2 separate regions of the Homo sapiens genome follow, and region 1 is linked to region 2. A link is a contact called in ENCODE Hi-C or POLR2A ChIA-PET data. All regions are on one chromosome and are shown on one strand. The core of a region is the stretch at or near the end of the contact, and the rest is flanking DNA. Distances in the headings are between cores, read along the strand shown.

The links. Hi-C counts contacts between places; a loop is a spot of excess contacts on that map. ChIA-PET counts read pairs that join two places held with the same protein, here RNA polymerase II (POLR2A). Pooled maps may share reads with other maps.
Region 1: a loop to region 2 is called in a map with no recorded cell type, with 7 times the contacts of the local background. The contact joins the enhancer-like site here to the promoter of ZNF132-DT in region 2. A Hi-C loop is called at or near these places in 2 of 37 single-sample maps with no recorded cell type and 9 of 50 pooled maps. POLR2A ChIA-PET finds 5 or more read pairs at or near these places in 9 of 52 experiments (GM12878, HEK293T, K562 and 6 more).

The regions. Positions count from the first base shown.
Region 1 is chr19:58,345,298-58,349,727 of GRCh38, reverse strand. A1BG (alpha-1-B glycoprotein) reads left to right here. Exons shown (of 8, transcript NM_130786.4): 7 at 2,088-2,375; 8 at 2,699-4,430. The coding sequence ends at 2,706. Among named protein-coding and RNA genes, the nearest start is that of A1BG-AS1, 4.5 kb to the left of the region's middle. RefSeq lists enhancers at 1,637-1,716, 1,933-2,433, 2,487-2,766, 2,434-2,934 and a silencer at 1,907-2,236. Within about 2 kb of position 2,232, at least 27 of the 41 ENCODE cell types and tissues checked have a DNase peak (open chromatin) inside an H3K27ac peak, as active enhancers do; they include GM12878 and OCI-LY7, where a contact is called at or near this core.
Region 2 is chr19:58,438,229-58,442,807 of GRCh38, reverse strand. It overlaps ZNF132-DT (ZNF132 divergent transcript), which reads right to left and starts at 2,360. Exons shown (of 1, transcript NR_186311.1): 1 at 1-2,360. ZNF132 (zinc finger protein 132) reads left to right here and starts at 2,655. Exons shown (of 3, transcript NM_003433.4): 1 at 2,655-3,049. The coding sequence starts at 2,987. It also overlaps a transcript of ZNF324B not described here. RefSeq lists enhancers at 1,458-1,967, 2,117-2,246, 2,479-2,989.

The DNA.
Region 1 (4,430 bases), core at 983-3,482, 93 kb after region 2:
CTCTCTCTCTCATCTCTGCCCCCCAACCCCATCTCTCTCCTTCATTCCTCCCTTTTCTTCTCCTTTTTGTTTTTTTTTTGGATAACTTACTTTTATTCTTGCAGGCCGGAGTGCAGTGGTGCAGTCTCAGCTCACTGCAACTTTCGCCTTCTGGGTTCAGGCAGTTCTCCTGCCTCAGCCTCCTGAGTAGCTGGTATTAGAGGCGCATGCCACCATGCCCACCTAATTTTCGTATTTTTAGTAGAGACCGGGTTTTGCTATGTTGGCTGGGCTGGTCTTGACCTCCTGACCTTGTGATCTGCCCGCCTCTGCCTCCCAAAGTGCTGGGATTACACTTGTGAGTCACCATGCCCAGCCTATTCTTGCAGTGTTATAAGCCACCATCCACAATTGATGAAAAATGTTTAATCTTGGCCAGGCAAGGTGGCTCACGCCTGTAATCACAGCACTTTGGGAGGCCAAGGCGGGTGGATCACAAAATCAGGAGTTCAAGAGCAGCCTGGCCAACATGGAGAAACCCTGTCTCTACTAAAAATACAAAATTAGCCAGCTGTGGTGGCACATGCCTGTAATCCCAGCCACTTGGGAGGCTGAGGCAGGAGAATTGCTTTAACCCGGGAGGTGGAGTTTGCAGTGAGTCCAGGTCATGCCACTGCATTCCAGCCTGGGCAACAAGAGCAAAACTCCATCTCAAAAAAAAAAAAAATGTTTAATCTTTAAATTGTACATCTATATCCTATGACTCCAAATTTTATTTATCACTCTCCTTAAAGTCTGAAGAAAATGATTAATTTACTAAGCTCCAAAGACAACACAGTCCCACTGACATAACATTTAGTATGATGTCCTACTCTCCTGTTAGAATTAAGAACAGCCAGTATCAAACTGGCCTGAAATCTGATTGGGTTCCTGGGCTCAGAATAACTGTAGTAAATTTGTAAATCCACACTAAGACACAAAATTAAACTAGGATGTGTATATCTATCTTACAAGAAAACGTTTCACAGTAAAAATTAACATTATGATTTTACCAAATTTCAACATTATAGTTTGTTAATCCAATCAAGCTTTCAAAATTCCTGATTAGCTTACAATTAATTGCAAATAACTTCATGTAGTTTGGCTAGCATTTCAAAATGGATAGGGAATATAACTTTTAAAATGCGAAAGTATATTATACATATTGCACTTTTCTGCTAGGCTGGGCTAGTATCTTCCATGGCAAGATACTCAAACTATTGAATAAAATACACATTTAAATCAAGCACTTACATGTACTTCATTAATTTCCCTGAAATTATCAACAGCATTACCAAAATCTTCCAGGATTTTGTAACATTTGATTCCTTACAGTTTTGTTTTGTTTGTTTGTTTTTGAGACGGAGTGTCACTCTGTCACCCGGGCTGGAGTGCAGTGGCGCAATCTTGGCTCACTGAAACCTCTGCCTCCCAGGTTCAAGCAATTTTCCTGCCTCCACCTCCCGAGTAGCTGGGATTACAGGCGCACGCTGCCACGCCCGGCTAATTTTTTGTATTTTAGTAGAGACGGGGTTTCACCGTGTTACCCAGGCTGGTCTGGAACTCCTGAGCTCAGGCAATCCGCCTGCCTCGGCCTCTCAAAGTGCTGAGATTACAGGTGTGAGCCACTGCGCCCGGCACCTTAAATACACTTTTAAAGTTAAACTTATGGAGGGAAAACCCTCATCTATTGACATAGATTGTATGTCCTTTTTTGGTCCCTCCATGAAGGAGCACCGTTTTCTCCATCATTTCTTCTTCCCTTCACCCGTCAGAGTGACCGAGGCTGGGGACCCCAGAAGCCCCAGAGCAGGCCCGAATCTGGGACTTCCACGGTCCTGGGGGAGGGGTGCGGGGACACTCACGTGTGGCGCGGATGTCCGGGGTGTGAAGGCAGCGGGCGCAGCTCGGCGGCGCCGGAGGAGCCCTCTGCGCCCAGGAACAAGACAGGGAAGATGAAGCCGGGGCTGAGGCGCAGGCGCGGGCGCGGCCTGGGGTGTGGCCTGGGGTGTGGCCTGGGGCGTGGCCTGGGGCGTGGCCTGGCCCGACCACCCGCCCGCTCCGCCCAGGACCCCCTCCCAGGCCTCAGCTCCGGGCGACGTGGAGTGGGGCGGTCCTGGCGGGCCGAGATGCCGTCCTGCGCTGCGAGGGACCCATCCCCGACGTCACCTTCGAGCTGCTGCGCGAGGGCGAGACGAAGGCCGTGAAGACGGTCCGCACCCCCGGGGCCGCGGCGAACCTCGAGCTGATCTTCGTGGGGCCCCAGCACGCCGGCAACTACAGGTGCCGCTACCGCTCCTGGGTGCCCCACACCTTCGAATCGGAGCTCAGCGACCCTGTGGAGCTCCTGGTGGCAGGTGACGTTTCCCTGGGTCCCGGGTGCTGGTTCCGTCTGCTGATGTTTGCCTGGGCTGTGCCCACCTCCAGGAGGGCCTCTCCCGGCTCCTCCCTTGGGCACCCCTGGTTAGCGCTGGGTCTCCCCAGGGCTCGTGGGGGAATTGCGGGCGAGGAACCGCCCAGCAAAGGCCCTGCAGCTGGAGGCGCAGATGGGGGTCTCGGCTGGCAGCCGACCACGCGCTTCCTTCCGGGGGGGCGTCAGGGAGGTCGGCCTTGATTTCCGCGAGGAGGAGGGCATAGGATTTCCCCTCCTCCACCATTTCTCTTTTCTCCCGTTGTCTAGAAAGCTGATGCAGCCGCGGGCCCAGGGTGCTGTTGGTGTCCTCAGAAGTGCCGGGGATTCTGGACTGGCTCCCTCCCCTCCTGTTGCAGCACAAGGCCGGGGTCTCTGGGGGGCTGGAGAAGCCTCCCTCATTCCTCCCAGGAATTAATAAATGTGAAGAGAGGCTCTGTTTAAAATGTCTTTGGACTCCCAGGGCTGAGTGGGCTGGGATCTCGTGTCCTCAAAGTGGATGGGTTCTGGGGTGGCTCCTGAGGTAGAGGAGTGGAGAACTGGCTCTTAAGAGCACAGTTTTCTTTTCTTTTTTCTTTTTTGAGACAGGGTCTCACACTGTCACCCAGGCTGGAGTGCAGTGTTGCAGTCCGGCTCACTGCAGTTTTGACCTCCCAGGCTCAAGCGATCCTCCTGCCTCAGCCTCCCAAGTAGCTGGGAGCCTGGGCATGCATCGCCACGTCTGGCTAATTATTATTTTTTGTAGACAGGGTCTCACTGTGTTGCCCAAGCTTGTCTTGAACTCCTGGCCTTAAGTGATCCTCCCACCTCAGCCTCCTGAGTAGCTGGGACTACAGGCATGAGCCACCATGCCTGGCCAACTCACATTTTTCTTTCTATTATTTATTTTTTGTAGAGATGAGTCTCACTATGTTGCCCAGGCTGGTCTTGAACTCTTGGGCTCAAGTGATCCTCCCGCCTCAGCCTCCCAAAGTGTTGGGATTACAGGTGTGAGCCACAGCACCTGGCCAACCAACACTTCTCAGGGCCTCTTTCATCTGTGCTCTTCCAGGATGCTGCCTCTTACTCCCTGGGCACCTCGGCCTGGTCCCAGCAGGTATGGGCAGTTGCTTGAGGCTCCAGACATACTCACCTCTACCTCGACCACATCAACCCCATCACCAAGAGGAGGTTCAGGGAAGCTGCATTTTGTGGTCTTGTCCTCCCAGTCCAGGGTGGTAGTGCTGGGCTGTTCCCAGCCTCCCACAGCAGAGCTGGACGCTGTGGAAATGGCTGGATTCCTCTGTGTTCTTTCCCATTATCCCTCAGCTCTGAGTCCTCTTGTGCCATCTGACATCTGATGCCTTCCCAACCACTGCCGAGTTTCTGCCTGGAGCAGGGCCTCAAGGCCCTGGCACACAGAAGATGCGTATCAGTATTATCAACCAATAGTTGATGAATTGTGTTTTTCAACGAATTTGCTAGTGATCTGGTTTACTGCCTTAGTAATATCTAGTTCCTAATATGCCTATGCCTTTTAATGTCTGCACAGTCTATGATGATGTCACTTCTCTCAAGCCTGATGTGTCCTCTCTCTCTTTCTTGCTAGTGGTTTATCAATTTTTAAAACCTTTTCTTGTTTATTTGTTTTTGAGACAGAATTTTGCTCTTGTTGCCCAGGCTGGAGTGCAATGGCGTGATCTTGGCTCACAGCAACCTCTACCTCCTGGGTTCAAGTGATTCTCGTGCCTCAGCCTCCTGAGTAGCTGGGCTGACAGGCACCCACCACCACACCCAGCTAATTTTTATGTTTTTAGTAGAGATGGGGTTTCACCTTGTTGGGTGGCCAGGCTGGTCTCCAACTCCTGAGCTCAAGTGATCCACCCGCCTCAGCCTCCCAAAGTGCTGGGATTACAGGGGTGAGCCACCACGCCCAGCCCCAGCTTAGTTTTTTAAAAAGTTTATTTTAGCCATTCTAATAGGTATGTAGACATATCTAATAGTGGTTTTCCTTGCGTTTCCT
Region 2 (4,579 bases), core at 1,111-3,610:
ACAAAGGTCTGCAGCTTCACTCCTGAAGCCAGCGAGACCACAAACCCACTGGGAGGAACAAACAACATTGGACACGCCACCTTTACGAGCTGTAACACTCATTGCAAAGGTCTGCAGCTTCACTCCTGAGGTCAGCGAGACCACGAACCCACCAGGAGGAATGAACAACTCTGGATGTGCCACCTTTAAGAGCTGTAACACTCACTGCGAAGGTCTGCAGCTTCACTCCTGAAGTCAGCAAGACCACGAACCCACCAGAAGGAAAAAACTCCAGACACATCTGAACATCTGAAGGAACAAACTCCGGACACACCATCTTTAAGAACTGTAACAGGGCCGGGCGCGGTGGCTCACGCCTGTAATCCCAGCACTTTGGGAGGCCGAGGCGGGTGGATCATGAGGTCAGGAGATCGAGACCATCCTGGCTAACAAGGTGAAACCCCGTCTCTACTAAAAATACAAAAAAAAAAAATTAGCCGGGTGCGGTGGCGGGCGCCTGTAGTCCCAGCTGCTCGGGAGGCTGAGGCAGGAGAATGGCGTGAACCCGGGAAGCGGAGCTTGCAGTGAGCCGAGATTGCGCCACTGCAGTCCGCAGTCCGGCCTGGGCGACAGAGCGAGACTCCGTCTCAAAAAAAAAAAAAAAAAAGAACTGTAACACTCAACACGAGGGTCCGCGGCTTTATTCTTGAAGTCAGCGAGACCAAGAACCCAGAGGAAGGAAACAATTCCGGACACAGCAGGACACTGGCCAGTGCCAGGGCCAGCAGCACCTCCCAGAGGGAACAATGGAAAGGCGGAGGAAAACCTAGATTTCATGTGTAGGGGAAAGAGGAGACACAGTAGCCTTACCTAGTGGGCACTGGAGTACAAAGCTCTGTAGTATCATGTCACTGTAGAAGCCCCCTTGGACCTCACTAAGGAGCCCCACATTCTTGGAAGATGTACTGACCCTGTCCTCAAAGGTCATTAAGCCCTGCAACACCAAGCCAATGGGCAGACAGATGTGATCTAAGCACTGAGCGTGAGCCCTAGCCACTGGTCCTCCAACCTAAAACCCTCCTTCCCAAATCCTATCCTCAGGCCGTTCACTGGGCCAGGCCACCAACATAATGCAGTCTGGACGTCCTGAAGCCACACCAGAATTCTATATATCCAGAGGCCCATTTGACACCTCCACTCACAGGTCTCCAGACAATTCAGACTCTATACCTACAAAATCCATCGCTAATCTTCCATGAAACATCCTCCTCCTGCCAACTGCCAACCTCTATTCTCCACAGGAGGCATCCTAATTCTTCCTAACTACTTGGGATGGTCCTTCACCCCTACTCATGCTTATTCCACTTATCTAAGGTAGCAAAAAATTCCATTAGCTCTATCTTGAAGATCCACTGGGAATCTGATCACTTCTCCCATCCTTCTTGCTTCCGTTCTGGACAGGCCACTATCATAACTGTCTGGAACAATACTGCAATAACCTCCCCCACAGTCTCCCTGCTTCCAGCCCCACTACAACCACCTTCTCCAGTAGTGTGTTCATTCAGCAACCACTGAAATACTTTCCAAATTCTAACTCAGGTCATGTCCATCCCTTTTCTGTTCAACACCTTTCATGGCTCCCAGGCGCCCTCGGTGTGCCAGGAGAGGCAGGACTCCTCTTACGCTCTCCACTCGCTGCCAAGGGGGCATGAGAGCCTGCCTGAACGCTCAGGTCAGGGTCAAGTCCAAGTCTTCGCATATGCAGATCCCTCCTCCTGTACCCTCCACGTCTCAACAAACTGGATTCTGAAATGGTGACCCCCAACCTGTGAACGCTCCACACTGTTCAGTGGGGCCCGCAGAGGACCTGGGGCAGATACTTCTCAATCGGAGACTTAGGACAATGGTGCTGAGTCCAGCGGAGTGGGTGCCAGGAGACCTTTGGCGCACGTTCCATGCCTACAGCCGGGCGCACACTGGGTCAAGACCTCCCAATGCGTAGCTTTTCTTGGCCTCGGCCTCGCGCTCCCTAAAGCCAACATAACGCCAAGGGCGACGACTCCCGAGAGCCGCGGACACCTCCGCGCGGTGCAACCTGAGGGTCCCACTGGGCCGGCTTTATCTAAGGCACAGGGTGGGGAAGGGGGGTGCGGTGTTGTGGGGGGCGAACACTGGGCTCAGGGGCGATATTCGCCGCGGTGGGGGCGCTTGTATGTCAAGAAGGCGGAACTTCCCCGACTCTCGTGCCTTCCTCGCTCCTGTTTCCATGGGCCCAGGGAGCCTCCAAGATTCCGTCCCTCGCCTGACAACGCGGTCCCTTCAGAAGCAGACAAAATCGAGAAATGCCAAAGTGATGGTCCGAGGACGACGACGGAAGTCCCGCTGCCAGGCTGTGATTGGCCAGCGTCTTACACTCCGCCCGGAAGTGCCTGTCTCCTCGGCTGCCAATGGCCAGCCCTGAGGCACCGCGAGGGTCCTTCTGGATAATGTAGTTTGCGTTGCCTGAGCAGCGACGCAATAAACGCCATTCCTCAATCACCTTGGCAACGACCTAGCAGTAGCGTGACGGGCATAGGGAAATAGCGTCATAGACGGCGGGGATCCTTGAGCCAATGAAAGCTCGGACCAGTGGCAAGTCCGAGCTGTCATTGAGAGGCGGGACTTCCGGCGCCGCCATTGCGGTCCTCATTTTGCTGCTGGTGGGTTGGGCTACAGCAGGCCTCTGGAGCCACACCAGGGCACGGGAGTGGGTGCAGGGACCGTCACCGCGCCTTCACACGCACCATAGTGCCCGGCTAATTACTCTGCTTTTATGAGCCAAGGTGTTCCCGAAAGTGGAGCCAGCGCCACGCGTCTCCAGGGTCTCCATACCCAGCCTTCGTCCCTGCGGTGCCCAGAGGCCTTGCGCGCATTTTGCATTTGGGAAGACAGGTCCTGAGTGCGACCGTCACCCAGCGGAAGTGTGAGGGTTCGGCCCAGCGGCAGGGCTAGCCCTGGGCCTCCTGTTATGGCCCTGCCCAGCCCACAGGTTCTAATGGGGTTGCCAGCGTTGCTGATGGGCCCGGCGCAGGTAAGTGGAGTGTGCCCCAGGCCCTCACCCGCTGGGATTCCGGCCCTCAGGATCCTGAAGCCCAGATAGAGGGGATGTTGGTGTCCTGGGACTCTTGATCGTGTCCTGTCCTCACACGTGGGTCCTGGGCCCTGCCCTGGGAGTCACTTACCCTTACCATCCTGAATCCAGGCAAGGGGTTATATCGAGGGATTCCCATTTCTGGAATCCTGTGGAATGAGATCTGGAAGGCTGTCCCAGGGACAGTGACCAGCATGTGTACCTTGTTTAGTGGTGATGAAATGGAAGCATTCTGGGGACTGCCGGTCTCCATTTAGTCTGGTGGAAACAGGGAAGGGAAACCAATAGTTAGGCCTGGAATGGCAGCCTGAGGAGCTGGACCTCTATTCTGATGGTGGTGGGAGCCATGGAAGGTTTGGAGTAGAGGAAGTAGGTGCTCTGACTCCAGTCTTAACAGACGCCCTATGGATGCCTAGTGGGCAGCAGACTGGAGGGATGGTGATGGTGGAGCAGGAAGGCCAGTGAGGAGCTGACAGATGTGGTCCAGATGTGTGCTTTGGGTAGCTGGACAGAGGGGTGCCCGTGGAGGTAGGACAGATGGTTGGCTTCTGAATCTGCCCAAACTGGGCCATGGATTACCTGATGTGGGACAGTGAAAGAAAGTGAAATGTTAAGATTGACCTAAGGCTGAGTGCAGTGGCTCACACTTGTAATCCCAGCACTTTGGGAGGCCAAGGCGGCCAGATCACTTGAGGTCAGGAGTTCAAGACCAGCCTGGCCAACGTGGCGAAACCCCACCTCTACTAAAAATACAGAAAAATTAGCCAGGACATGGTAGTGTGCACCTGTAATCCCAGCAACTTGGGAAACTGAGGCAGAAGAACTGTTTGAATCTGGGAGATGGAGGTTGCATTGAGCTGAGATCGTGCCACTGCGCTCCAGCCTGAGTGACAGAGCGAGACTCTGTCTTAAAAAAAAAAAAAAATTGCCGGGCGTGGTGGCTCACGCCTGTAATCCCAGCACTTTGGGAGGCCGAGGCAGGTGGATCACTAGGTCAGGAGATTGAGACCATCCTGGCTAACACGGTGAAACCCCATCTCTACTAAAAATACAAAAAATTAGTCAGGCGTGGTGGTGGGTGCCTGTAGTCCCAGCTACTCGGGAGGCTGAGGCAGGAGAATGGCTTGAACCCGGGAGGCGGAGCTTGCAGTGAGCCAAGATCGCGCCACTGCACTCCAACCTGGGTGACAGAGCGAGACTCTGTCTCAAAAAAAAAAAAAAAAAAATTGACCTTAGATCTTTCAGATGTGGAAGTTGGTGTGAGGAGTAGATTTCAGGGGGAAGATAAAGAGTTGGATTTTGGCCATGTTGTATTTGAGATGTCCCAGACACTACCAAATTGAGGTGCCAAGTAGACCACTAAACATGTGATTATGAAATTATGTCGGGTTTAGGCTGGAAACATCCAAGGGATGGATGCTTGTGTGTGGACACTGCATGCAGTTGTGGGTTGGGTTCAAGATAGTGGCT